2 separate regions of the Mus musculus genome follow, and region 1 is linked to region 2. Evidence: chromatin contacts called from ENCODE POLR2A ChIA-PET data. All regions are on one chromosome and are shown on one strand. The core of a region is the stretch at or near the end of the contact, and the rest is flanking DNA. Distances in the headings are between cores, read along the strand shown. Region 1 holds the start of Racgap1 (Rac GTPase-activating protein 1). Region 2 has its middle 15 kb from the start of Gm34765.

Region 1 (7,589 bases), core at 1,565-4,064, 37 kb after region 2:
AAAAACTATATATCAGGGTTTTTTTTTTTTTTTTTTTTTTTAGCTGCATCGAGTGTTACATTGCATAAGACAAAGCAACGGCAGATTGCTTGATTTTGTTTTCCAGCAAAGTATTTTAATGAAAAACATTATTATACACATTGCTGTTCTGGAGATTCCCAAGACATTAACAGTGTAGGTTTCCCACTGCCACAGACATACTCCTACTAAAGACAAGCTCAGACTAAGTTGCTTTCATTCAAAAGCACTCGAGAACAATTCATCTCCCTAAGTGTCCGGCTTCTGCTCTGTGTCAGAGGCTCCATCCAACTGACAGAAGAAATGCCATCGTGAGACCAATCGTCCCTATGAGCAAATCAATTGCAGAAAGAGTAAACAAAATGTTCCCAGCTCACCATGAGTGAAGACCAGAGGGGGGGAGGGGGGGAGAACTGGGTGTGATGGGTAAGTTCAGCACACTGACTGCTTCCTGTGAGGCCCACCCAGAGTCTGTCTCAGCAATCACTTTTCCTAGTGACTGCAACTCAGACAGACAGATCTCACAATGTGAATATATGCTGGGGGAGGGGAAAAGAATGACCTTTAAAGAGCACAACACAGACCTCATTACCCTCAGCCAGCCCTTTGCCCAGCATATTCCATCAGAGCTCCATAGCAGGGCACACACTGTGTTTGATTGTTAGCATCTTGTCTCCACTGAGCAAGCACTGAAGAGTTGGGCTACCACTGATCTAGTCATTCTCTTTGGACTCCGGTTTCCGGTTACTCTCTGCTGCCATCTCTAGCATGGACAGTCCCCCCATCTCATCCAGTCCCCATCCACCCCACCCCTGGGAGTTTACTTCTCAGTGAAGTCTCTTCCAGCCACACTATTTTCCATAACTCCTGGTTGCTTCTGCTCCAGAGCACTTGTCTCCACCTGATATGTTCACTTAGTTTACTGTCTGGAAAGCAAGGACTTTGCAGAGCCACTGGTATCTAGAACAGTGCCCAAGGCTTGGTGCAACAGGTTTTTTATTAATGTAGCATGGTATAAAAACCTTATATGGGGGGAAACCCAGGGGTAAAAGTCAATGTTATAATTCTATAAAGCTATCTCAAAAAACAAAAACCAAACAGAACCAAAAAAGTATAAGGCTAAGATTGGAGGGTCTGTATTTGTGGAGAGTTTGATAGAATGTCTCAGATCTGCAGCCAAATTATCTGAGTGATCTTTAGCTCCACTAACACACCAGACACCTCCTTGTGACTATCAGATGAAATTTTGGCCTGAATTACCTTTCACCCGGAGAATGGCAGCACACACCTTGAATCCCAGTGCTTAGGAGACATAGAGGTAGGCAGATCTCTGTGAGTTCCAGGCCAGCCTGGTCTACAGAGTTCCAGGACATACAGAGCTGTTACACACAGCAAAACCCTGTCTCAGAATAGAAATAAAAACAGAAACAAACACACACCTACCTTTCATCAACCCAAAAGCCAAGTTGACCAGCAGACAGCACTGAAGTCTAACACAGCATAAGAGTCCCTATCTTTACTGCACCCTGGCAGCCTGACATGCAGCCTCATCAGTCCACAGAGGTTTTAAAGGTTAGTAGAAGACAGTCTTACGTGAAATTACATGTACAATTGTGCTGGCCTGTAGCTCAGCTGATACCATGTCTCTCTAGCATGACAAGCCCCTGGTTTCTGTCCTCAACACAGCAAATACTGAGAATGGCAGATCACACATGTAATCTCCAAGTTATCCTGTAATGCCTGTAATCCCAGCACTCCAAGGACAGGAGGCTCAGAAGTCCAAGGTTATCCTTGGCTACAAGAGGCCAGCCTGGGCTACATAAGACACTACCACACATACACGGAGTCCAGTTTATTTAGGAGTGATAGAACTTTAAAAGGTAAACAGTAAATCCAATAACCTTCCGATACACTATTGGGAGTACTGCAGTCAGTCTCTCCCCCTCTTCCTCTCTTTCTTCCTCTCTTTCTGAGGCACAAAAACAAAGCTCTCATTCCAAGGGAAATGAGTGAGCCAAATATAAGTGACCCTGGCTAGTGAACATGAATCCAGAATACCAAAATACTACGTTGTGATATAACCATTCTCACTACGTTTTATAGTTAAGAACAAGTCTTAGCTTTTCTGTTGGTGGAAGCTGTTCATATAAATTAATACACCCCAAAGGGTTTCACATGCAAATCACAGAACAGTAGGTAGGTCAGTGACAGAGGTGGGCAATAAATTATTAAAAGGGGGGGGGGCCTGGAAAAAAAAAATCACCCGAGATAGGCTCCGAATTTGCAACATTCCAACTCTCCACAACTAGGGATGTTCTAATGAGCCTTGTGGGAGACAGCCTAGAAGGTAGAGGCTCTCCACGTCAGGCCGCCGGGTTCCCCAAACACCTGATTTCTCCCTCAAAAGAGACTGTTCCTCGGAAAAGGGTATGAGGGGGCTCTCCCCGCCATTCCCACGCCCGGCACTGGGGCTCGCCAAGACCACCTTGAGGGAACCACACCCGCACCCGGCCGGCCACGCCTCAAAAGGACGCCCCGACTTTGCAAGGAGCGCCACGCCGAGAGCAGCCGGGTCCCGCCGCCCCCTCCCCTCGCCCGCCTCCCCGCCGCCCGCTCGCTCGCTCGCTCGCGACCTCGACCGGCTTACCGAGGCTCCCGGCCCCGCGCACACGCAACCCCGTCCGGCCCGCGGCGCTCACTCTCCGGCCGCCGCGCCCCAGGAGGGCTGCTGTCTACCAGCGACGCGCCTCACTAACGGCAGTGTAAAACCGCGCCGCCAGATCCGGTTCAAAATCACGCACCAGCCAATCACAGAGGAGCTCATAATCACGAAGACGCAAGTGTCAGGGCCAGGGGGCGGGCGCAAAACGGAATGGGCATGCGCATTACATTAGCGAGACGCCCGAAAGGCGGCCATTTTGACTAAGGGCACACACACAATTTTGCGGGAGTAGTGGGTGTTTCGTGGCCCGTGTAGGACTCACATTCCAGGCTCCAGCTTCCTTTCTTGCAATTATCCTAATGACCTGTTGACTAATTGCATATTATTTCTTGCCTCCTGTTTCCCCACGCAGTCAAATAGGACCCTTGGAAACTAATAACTGAATAGTTTTCGGGTCTCACTGTAGAATAGGAAGAATTCCAGAAGGAGACAGAGCAGCAATCATTTTAACCATATTTACTGAGCTATAATTATCCCTCCATTCATTCACGCATTCATTCAGACTTCTATTTGATGCACAGTAAGTATGCCAACTTCATAGCAAGCACTCTGCTAGGAATCAGAAAAAAATACCGATCATGTGGTCTCTGCTTTCCAGTAGCTATGAATGGGGGAAGACAGCTCAAGAAAACAAATAGAAATGCAAAATGAAGTGTTATAATTCCATTTAATAAGTGGCACTTAAAATTTGGCGTCGTATTGGTACAGAGGCTTTGAAACTTTGAAAGATCTGGACCCAACATCAGAAATGCCTTTTACGTACACCAGCAAACTATTCATCTTAATCTATTAGTGTGTTCCCAATGTTTCTGTTCCTTTTTTTGTTATGTCTCTGTGTTGGTGTCCCTTCCTTCCTGAATTTACTAATTACTGGTAGGTGTGGCTACTAGCAACTTGACAAAATACTGGCTAGCTAGAGTTTACTAGAAACAGTGATCCAGGTACACCCCTTTAACCCCAGCACAGCAGAAGCAGATTTCTGTAAGTTCAAGGCCAGCCTGGCCTGCCTCAGAAGTCTAACCACCAAGGGAACTGAGCCCTTCCTCGAACTCTTTACAACCGTGGTATTTTCAAAGGCAGTTCTGGGTGGGTGTGGTGGCACACACCCGAAACCCCAGCACTTAGGGCGTGGAGGCTGAGGGATTAAGACCAGCCTCTGCTACTTAGTTTCACACCAGCCTAAAACAAACAAAAAATCAGATCCAACCATGGCTCTTCCTTGCTGAAAACCATTAACCGTTTCACTTCTCCTCCTTAAAAAAAGATCAGGGTCTTTAACAGGGCTCCCCTAACCTGGGCTTCCGGGCTCTCCAGCTGCCCCTCCTGACTCCCTCCTGTCTACAGGTCCTGAAGTGCACCAAGCTACTCTTAGCATCCAGCGCTTGCAGAACTCTTGCTGTTCCGTCTGCCCCAAACATCCTTCCTGCCCATTCCCCCAACTTCATTTGACTAAGTCCTATCTGTCCTTTGGGCAACTTGAATTATTATTATTATTATTTTAATGCTTTCTTCAAAGGAGTCTATGCTGCCTGCCTCTGTGTGCTTTTGCTATAATTTCTAGCTCCCTTCCTCCTCTGTGTGAGTTACCTCATCGTTTTCTGATTCTTCTAGTTACTTTTGTAGGGCCTTCCACGTGCTGTGCTTTGGCTCAGGCATCTATAAGTGGAAACAATGTCTGACTCTCGGGGCCTTTCAGACATCCTTGTAAAATGAAGCACATGTCCCAGTACCAAGTATCTGCTCAGTAAATACCCCCTTGCTTTGCTGGCCAGTCCATCGGCTTCCAGAGAACCGCAGTAGGACTCCTTTGATTTACTGCTGCATTTAGCATGGTAGGCAGCCCCAACAAAGTCATTCAAGTGCAGGTGAGTTGAACTCTACCAGATGGTGGCAGTATTCCATCCCACCACCCAATCTACATATTCCAAACGATGTCCGGTGATGGGCCGGCTGGAGTGGGGGTGGGTGGGGCGGGAACGGGATGGAGACACTGCCCTCCAACCCCTCCACGGAACCCAGGAGCCAAGTATCATCTCACTCAGCACCTTTTGCCTGATGCACCAGACTGGTGAGGACCTCCAAATTGAGTTTTGAGCATTGGGAGCTGGGGTCCACTTGAACTGGGAAATGCAAAGGCTCCAGTTCCAGGAAGCATAGGGTTCGATCCTAGCTCTGCCACTTACGGGAGGCGCTGGCTTTTAACCTGGTTCTTGAGTGTCGGGCCTCTGGAGACGCAGTGGTTTCGAGTGCCGGGATGCTGGTGGAGGCTGGCTAAGTCTGTAAAAGAGCTTCAGTGTGCGGGAACGCGCCGCCGTCGTGCGGCAAGTCATTCCCGTTGGAGCACGAACGCTAGGACCCTTGCTGGGCAGCCCCATCCCGCCCCGCCCGCCCGAACTCCTCCATGCCAGGAGCCAGACAGAGGCGCTGTCACCAGACTCACTGAGCGCTTTTGTCTTTTTACCTCGACTGCCCCACCCGGCTGTGACTTCCAGTTCCTTCTCATCTACTCTCAGCCTCTTTCTAGAAATACAAATTGAACCTCCTCCACTCAAGGGCCTCAGCATCACCAGCACCACCCCCAGTCCTGCTGTGAGCTCTCCTGCCCTGGGAAGGAGTTCGTCTTGCATACTTTGGGTACGGAGGGTGGAGGCCCAGGGTCAAACAGCACCAGGCTGAGGACTCTGTTCTGGGCCGGCGATCTAAAGGCAGATGAGCTGAGATTGATGTCTGAAGCATGGGCAGACTCCAACCCAGAAGGCAGAAAGGGAAGCAGGCAGACATATGGAGAGAAATGGGGAATCCATGCAGTGTGACTGAGGTGCACTGGAAGTCAGGGGACAAGACTGGAAATGATTTTCACAGAGCCATGTGAGACACCTTAATACCCGATCAAACTAGTTAAGTGTACTTCCTGGGGGTTCCCTGACTGTTTAATAAGTGCAATGGTATCAATAAATGATAAAGGCTGTTGGAGGGATTAAATCAAGCTATTTACAAAACTCAGCACAGAGCTAGGCACACACTGGTGTTTTGTTTTGACACAGTTCCACTTAGTTCAGGTTGCCCTTGAACTTACCAGGAAGTCAAGAATGATTTACCACACCTGGGCATGGATGGCAGGGGCCTCTGGCAAAGAAGCATTGTGTGGAATGAGTTACAGCCCAGCCCTCTATCACTTATGACTTTGTATCATCTTCCTTTGTCTGACCAGACTTCAGAGACACAGAGTCTCTCAAATTCTATCTCAGCTATCTTCAGAGAGAATACAGAGAAGCATGGTGTGGTAGTCTTTAATCCCAGCAAAGGCAAAGGCAGGTGAACCTCTGTGAGTTCAAGGCAAGCCTGGTCAGTTCCAGAATGCCAAAACCGCACAGTGGGAGTGGGAAGGGGCAGATCTGAAAAAAAGAGAAAGTAGGAAGGATGGGACCTAGAAAGCTGGGTAACAAGGCAGGGAAGCCTTTCTGCAGGTGGATAGCATGCTTGCCTGGTAATAGGAGGAAGCAGTTTATAGCCAGAGGGACCCACACCCTCCCTGCTCTCAGCTAAACTCTACAGGTTCCGATCCAGCCCAGCTAGTCCATCAAGGGTTTCTTTTGGAAGGGGCCAGAGGACTTTAAAGAGAGAATTTGGTGTGTATCCATTTATACACATCCCTCCCCACCGAAGCTGAGGCCCTACCTATTCCAGTGAGCTAACAGAATGCAAAAGGCGATCCATTTCAACCTAAAGATCCATGAAGAGATAGACAGGACCCTACACTCCCCTGAGAAAACAGATGAGCATTCGTGCCCGCGTGCACGCATACACACACACAGACACACGAGCTCAGAATTCATTTTAGCAGGACTTGGCTTGCTCCTCTCTGCTCTGGAGTTGCTACCTACCACACCTTGTCTATGACCACATCTTGCTTACCTGCTCTTCCCATCTCATACATCACCAGCACCCCACTTCTGCTTCCTCTGAGCTACAAATGTCTTCCCACAATCACTCTGTATAACCCCCCACCTTATGGTTTTGTTGTTGTTGTTTATTTTGTTGTTTGTTTTGTTTTGTTGAGACAGGGTCTTAATGTGTACTCCTGGCTGGACTGGAACTTAAATAGATCCACCAACCTCTGCCTCCCATGTGCTAGGATTAAAGGTGTGCAACACCACACCCAGCTCACCCACCTGCTAACTCTCTCTACCCCTTATCAGGGCTTCAGATATCATCTTTATCACCCAGGTTATCCTCTCTCAAAAACTATCCCATCCTCCCACACATCTGACCCTCATAGAATACCTCACTGTGTTTTGCCAGCTAAGGGCTTCTCAGCACAGACAGAGACAGCCAAAGGAGCAACAATACACATATTTGGATTTGGCCAGGCTTCTCTGGGCAGCGGAGGACAGAGGCACAGACAGGAAGGCAGGAAAACCATCCCTTACACACACACACACACACACACACACACACACACACTCACTCGGTGCTCTGCGGAGGTCTAGGTCTGTGACGCTGCAGTCTCATGCTTTGCTTCTTCACCACCACAGGGAGAGCCTTCGGTTAAGGGACTGGCTTGCCATGGGCGGTCTCCACCCACCCCCATATGTCTAGGAACTTTAAGCACTCTAAAGAGATGGCCATGTCAAGTTTGGGATCGCTGCAGCTACCCCACTGACAGCCTAGCCCTCCCCACCCTCCCACCTCCTCCTGTCTGTTCCTTTCTCCACCCCGCCCACCTCCGTGAAGCCTTCCATGCTGGGAGGGACTTCAGAATGGAACCCATCCTGGCAAAATGAGAAAAGATTACAGCAATACATTTACTGTCAATGGCAATAAGGCTGCCTGAGCAGGGGAGGAGGAA
Region 2 (6,939 bases), core at 746-3,245:
CCATATACCAGGACTGTTTTTTGGGGTTATTTTGGTTTTGGTTTTGGTTTTGGTTTTTTTTGTTTGTTTGTTTGGTTGGTTGGTTGGTTTTTTTTGTTTTTTTTCAAGACAGGGTTTCTCTGTGTAGCCCTGGCTATCCTGGAACTCACTCTGTAGACCAGGCTGGCTTCAAACTCAGAAATCCACCTGCCTCTGCCTCCCGAGTGCTGAGATTAAAGGTGTGTGCCACCAACGCCCGGCCACTGGGACTGTTTTAACATGTCTTTGATCATAGCAAGGTGGTAGGTTACCAATGAACAGAACAGGTTACACTTTCAACCAAAATAATGTGAAATGTAGGAATATATGAGCCAACCAGAAAAACAAAACAAAACAAAGGGTACATTGTAAAATTCCGTGGATTATAAGATGCCCTGAGTATCCTAGGTGTTAGTCAGGTGTTTTTAAAGCACATCTCACAATCAATAACATGATTGTTTCTCCTTCAAATCTTAGGTCTTTAAACAGGGGCTTAAATCAGGAGAGCCTCAAGTCTCCCTTCCTCTCAGAGCAATGGCCATCAGCTCCCTACCCTTTCCCACTCCCCGTCTCTTACAATGCCAGCTTTTAGGTTATCCAGACTATGCCTTGGGATCACCAAGGCCAGACAAAACACAAGCCATGCCAAGTTGGAGCCGTATCCTTTTTTTTTTTCATAGCAGAATATTTCCACTTTATTGTCTGTAAACTTTTCTCTGGTGAGCACAAAGCCGGAACACCCAAAGAGAAAGAGGGAGCACCGTAAACAGACAAGAAGAAGGGGGAGCACCCTCCACATTTGGAACTCCAAGCAGACAGCCAGACCATTGCCACTGTGGTGGACAGAGTGTGACACTGGGGTGGAATAGCCCAGGGGACAGCAAAAGAAGGGAATCCTCCACTGCGGGAGAAGCCCAAGCCATGCGGAGAACCAGGGAAGCTCCAGTCTCCTCCCCATCCTCCTTTCCACGCATGGCCCACAGCAGCAGAGCTGTAGACCTACTCAGGGTTGGGTTGGAGCAAGTTCGGCCAGCCACACTGCTGACTCCTGTCTTGCCCTGCAGGCGGCTGTGCGGAGGAGAGGGAAGGGAGATCTTGCTTTCTAAGTCTGGGAAGAAGCCTGAGGACAGGGGAGCAAGGTTTGAGGGAGGTGGGAAAGTAGTCCCAGCCCTTCTCCCATTTTTACGACGGTGGGCACTGGGGAGGGGGCTGCAGTGCCATCTCCTGGGCCCTCAGCACCTCACCCAAGGCTATGCTGCTCTTCTGTGGCTGGTGAGCTGTCGGGTGCTCCTTCTCAAGACATCCAGTGCATTCTCATCAACATGGCTGCTCCTTGTCTAAAGTGTCAAGAGGGTGGAAGACCCTTCCACACTCAGCGCCTATGGTTTAGGTGCATGCCCAGGCCTTCTCGAATACCTGATGTGGGCTTATGCACTCGAGCCACTCTGTCCCTGTCACACGTCTGTCAAGTCTCCATCAAGTCAGTGCTGGAGCACGCTGGACCTCTCTGGAGCCAGCGTGATGCCTGAAGCATAGCAGATGATGTCCGGCTGGCCCTTGCCAGCTCCACCGCCTTGGTTGTCCCTGCCCAGCTTTCGTCACACGTCTGTGCAACCTCCCTCGTCTTCTCTTTTCACCCTTTGGCATCGTGCTGGGGCCTCCTCCTGCCTCCTTCACCCTTGGAGAAGCGTTGCTAGTCTTTACCTTCACGTATCTGTTTGTACCTTTGTCAGAGTCTGAGTTTTCCCAGGAACTGGGGAGTGGAGCCGGTAAGGGGACAGCAACTGCTGTGGGCTAGAGAACTTGGGCATCTAAATCTACTTCATGGCACGGCTCAGCTCTGGCACTCCCAGGACCGCAATTCTGAGACAATAATAGCCTAGCTCTCTAACACCATTATCCAGCCACTTCCCACCCCACCAGGTTATCTTTCCTGGAGCCTCCGAGCAGCCTCGTGAGAAGATGCACAGATTAGTCATTTCCTCTAACCCAGTTAAGACGGCTCCCTTAAGCCGCCGGCCGCGGGAGGTTCCCCGTTAAAGCAAAGCAGCTGGAAAGGGCTTAGCCCTTTAATGCCAGCAGCTGTATCTCCAATGTGGCTGCTCTGCTGAGGGGCTGGATGCTATCCAGAAGCATCCTCCCGTTTAGCCCTCGTCAGTGCACATTAGCCCAGGAGGGGAGAGCAGCCAGCTCCCTGGGAGGAAAGGCGGTACTTTATTCAAGCACCCCCCCCCCACACACACACACCCCTACGCCTCACTTTCCAAAGAAAAATCCCAGCCCCTTTGTATCTCTCTAGCTACTGCATTCTGAGCGTATCATCGCACAGGCAGAATGTCCTCTGTAGTAGGAACAACTCACCTAAGGACAAGGTCACTTGTTAGTTTTGACAACAGAAAGACTTTGGACCATTAACCACATGGACTCCATGGGCTGGAAGTTCATTTTCCCCCTCTCGGAAGTCTAACAAATTCTTCTGATCCCAGGCATGCAGACACGTGGACACAACTCCGTGGAGAGCACTGGGCCCCGGGGTTGACGAGGGGGAAGGCTGAAGAGCCTCAGAAAGGCCTGGCACAGCTCAGGCTGCTGGAGAGATCACTCCAAGACTTCTTACTCAGAGCCAGATGGTAAACATGAGTCGGAGTGAGAGCTAATGCCACTCAGAGGGAAAGCCAGGGAGCTAATCCCTTGACATGTTCCTCAAAGCTGGCTGATAGTTCGGCTCAGGCTTGTCTGTCTTTGGCTTGGAGCTTCATGGCACAGAGGCTCCGCACGGGTGGCCTCACAGAAAGAGGACAACCTCGCACGCGCATACCTGTTCTCCTCCTTCCACACAGAAAACTTCCCAGGACCACCGAGTCCTCCACACTGTTGAGCAACGTCCCACCCAGCAGGAAGTCTGCCCCAGTCCCCTGCCTGCAGTGTGCCTGTCCCCCCAACTCTTTCTGCTCTAGAATGCAAACTGTATTTACACAGAGATCTCAGTGGAGTCACTTACAAAGCTGGGCATGGTGGCATCCCTTTGACAGGGAGATCTAGCCCCAACTAAGTTCTAAGTTTATTTTGTTGAGCGGTGGTGGTGCACACCTTTAGTCCCAGCACTTGGAAGGCAGAGGCAGGTGGATTTCTGAGTTCAAGGCCAGCCTGGTCTATACAGTGAGTTCCAGGACAGCCAGGGCTACACAGAGAAGCCCTGTCTCAAAAAAAAAACAAAACAAAAAATAAAGATTTATTTTATGTATATGAGTACACTGTAGCTGTACAGATGGTTGTGAGCCTTCATGTGGTTGTTGGGGATTGAATTTCTAGGACCTCTGTTTGCTCTGGTCAACCCTGCTCCCTCAGTCCCTGCTGCTCTGGCCCAAAGATTTATTTATTATTATACATAAGTACACTGTAGCTGTCTTCAGATGCACCAGAAGAGGGTGTCAGATCTCATTAGGGATGGTTGTGAGCCATCATGCGGTTGCTGGGATTTGAACTCAGGACCTTCAGAAGAGCAGTCAGTGCTCTTAACCACGGAGCCATCTCGCCAGCCCTTCAAATAAGTTCTTATAATGATGAGAACATAAAACTCCAGAATACAAATGATTTCTAACCACTTATTATAGCTTTGTGTTTGTCCGTTTAACATACATGGGTTTGTTGGCAAGTGTGTCTGAGCACCACATGGAAACCAGGTGGATCTCCTGGAACAGGAGTTGCAAGCTGCTGTGTAGATGCTGGGAATCAAGCCTGGTGTCCTCTGGAAGAGCAGCCAGTTTTGTTAATCACTGAGCCATCTTTCCAGTCCGTCCTTTACTTTGCAGTCAACTTTACCTTGGTTTTGTCTGCAGTTCTCTCGCATGCTACTCAAGCACTCTCCCACTGAGTTGTACCCCCAGCCGTTCCTGAGAATTTGAGAATTTCACAAATGGTCTCACTAAGTTGCCCAGAACTCACTATCTCAGGTAGGATGCTAGAGTCCTAGGCTTGTGCTTCCATGCTAGCTTTGCCCATTTACTATCTGACCATTTGGGGATGCAAATAATACTGAGCTTAAGTAAGGGTAAGGGCAACTTCAACCATTAGGTATTAAATACCATTGCAAGGATTCTGCTGTTAAGAAGTCTGCAATAGCATCCACTATTGCTGACTAAGAGTTGGAATTCCCAAGTTCTAATCCCAGGTCAACTATAGTTTGTGGACATTTGGGTCAAATCATCTCACTGAATTTACCAACTGGGACACACCCACCCATCCTTCTGGCCTCTGAGGGCACGGTGAGGGCAAGTAATAACACTTGAATAGACTAAATCACTATGTAAGTGTCCTAGAGGCTTGGAGAGGTGGCTCAGCAGTTGAGAGCACTGGCTGCTGGTGCAGAGGACCAGGGTTCCACTCACAGCATACACCCGGTGACAAGAGGCATCTGCGATCACAGTTGCAGGGGATCCGGCATCTTCTTCATGGGCACTGAAATCATTAATGCGTGCACACCCATGCAGGAAAAACACTGAAGACCCAGAGTAAATCAATCTAAAGAGGCACTTTCTAAGTCCTGGAGAGTTTACGGAGAATGTACCCTTAATTTCAGTGATGAGCAGGAATAACTAACTGGCAAAGGCTTCATCAGAAGACTCCATATTTATTTGTGTCTGAGCCAGCCACAGAGATGCTGGCCAGTTGTGTGGGGTATGATAAAAACGAGAGGGCTGGTAGAGTGGCTGCCTAGCATGCATGCACATGAAACCCTGGGTTTGATCCCTACCACCATGCACTGCTGTGGCGGTACATAGCTGTTACCGTAGCATTCTACACAGGGAAGCGGAACAATTACAAGTTCAATGTCATCCTCCAATACTTTGTCAGTTTCCAGATGAGTAGGGGCTACATGAGCCCCTATCTCACAAACAAAAATAAACCGAACCCATACAAACCAAACCCCCACTTCCAACCATGAGTCCTCGAGTGGTCTTCTTTCCCATCCTACGTGATGACAGAGAACAAAACTCTCACTGCAAGGTTATTCCTGGTGGCACTGGCCATCTTCCACCTGACTTCTTGAATAGCAACCATCAACAAATATAGTTCTGAGAATTACAGTCTAACGAATTACATAAGCTAGGGAGCTCCTGGCCTGGTGCCTTTCTACGTTTACAAAATACTCTAGCTACAGGAAGCATATTTAAAAAAAAAAAAAAAATGACCAGTTCTTAGGTTAAGTGGTCATTCTCCAAACCCTGTGTGCACTAAAAGCACATGGGCCCAGCTCCACAGGTTTACATAGTCTCTGCGTCCTAATGACAGCTGAGTCTGAGTCCTCACCAAGCCCATGTTAAATAACGTACACTGGTTAAGATTCTACTGACTTAAACGCTGAACCACATGGTCATACTCACTTCTCAAAGCTGGACTTCCACAGCAGCTCTTTCTCATTCACGTTAAAAGGCCCTAGGAAAAAATAGGCAGAACAGCACATCCCCAAATGTATATTATATGCGTAGAATAATGTTTGTGGCTATGTACATATACATGGGTACCACAGCCCACACTCAGCTGTATAAGCAGAATGATATAAGAGGCCATGTACATATACATGGGTACCAGAGCCCACAACAGGCACACTGTATGTGTAAAATAACGTACGAGACTATGCAGATATACATGGGTACCACAGCCCACACTCAGCTGTACATGGAGAATGATATAAGAGGCTATGTGCATATTTATGGGTACCAGAGCCCACAGCAGGCACACTGTATGTGTAAAATAATGTATGAGGCTATGCAGATATACATGGGTACCACAGCCCACACTCAGCTGTATAAGCAGAATGATATGAGGCTATGTGCATATGCATGAATATCACAGCCCACACCGGGCATACAGCATGTGTAGAATGATGTAAGAACCTATGATCACATAGGCATGAATATAACTGCTGCTCCCATTTGTGGTCTCACTCTGTGCAGTTTCAATTCCCCAGTCAACCATAACCCAGCAATACCAACTGGAAAATCCCACGAATAAACAGCTGCTAAAGTTTAAGCCACCACCAAGCCCGGCTACAAATTCATCTTCCTGAAAAAGGAGAAATGGTCAAATACCCAGCAATTAACACAAATTGTTGCTATTGAATCAATCCAGCTAATGCCTGTCCAGTTAAGTAAATACCACTAGGGAGTTGTGTATAAATTGACATTTAAGGTTTAAAGATCCCCATTATTAGCCTTGGAATGGTGGTTCACATCTACAATCCCAGAACTTGGAATGCTAAGGCAACAGGACAGCCCTAAGGGCAGCCTGGACTATATACCAAGTTCCAGGGATATACTGAGGCACTGCCCCCAAAGTAAATAAAAATAAAAGTTCTCAGATAAAGAACATCAAAAGTGAAGTAATTCTAGGACAGCCTGGGCCAGAGAGACATGGTCTAAAACAAGACAGATGAAGAGGCAGCTTGAGAAAGTGCTATAAGCAAGAGACACCAGTCCAGCCACTTCAAAACAGTGGATCCCTTTAATTAAAAAGGCCCTTGATAGCTGGATGTGGTGGCACATGCCTTTAATCCCAGCACTCGGGAGGCAGAGGCAGGCGGATTTCTGAGTTCGAGGCCAGTCTGGTCTACAGAGTGAGTTCCAGGACAGGCAGGGCTACACAGAGAAACACTGTCTCAAAAACAAAACAAACCAAAAGGCCCTTGATGGTTGTTGTGTGTGAGGGGCTGCTGAAGCTGAAAGCGGGTACATTCCCTTTGCTAATCTTAAAATCGCCCCCATAGCTAAAGTCTCTTGGCTTTGCTCAAAACCTGAGCAACCGGCTGCCAGCAGGTGACACGAGGAGGCCGTTTCCTTCTTCATTAACGGGCCATCAATTCCTGCATAGGGTAGTCTTGCCTTCACTAACGTTACACAACTCATTTACTTCTTCTCCATT

What was found. ChIA-PET counts read pairs that join two places held with the same protein, here RNA polymerase II (POLR2A).
Region 1: POLR2A ChIA-PET joins it to region 2 with 14 read pairs in Patski. The contact joins the promoter of Racgap1 here to the enhancer-like site in region 2. POLR2A ChIA-PET finds 5 or more read pairs at or near these places in 3 of 5 experiments (Patski and embryonic stem cell).

What each region holds. Positions count from the first base shown.
Region 1 is chr15:99,648,842-99,656,430 of GRCm38, forward strand. Racgap1 (Rac GTPase-activating protein 1) reads right to left here and starts at 2,815. Exons shown (of 17, transcript NM_001253808.1): 1 at 2,666-2,815.
Region 2 is chr15:99,612,841-99,619,779 of GRCm38, forward strand. No RefSeq gene overlaps it. Among named protein-coding and RNA genes, the nearest start is that of Gm34765, 15 kb to the left of the region's middle. Within about 2 kb of position 1,996, at least 1 of the 3 ENCODE cell types and tissues checked has a DNase peak (open chromatin) inside an H3K27ac peak, as active enhancers do.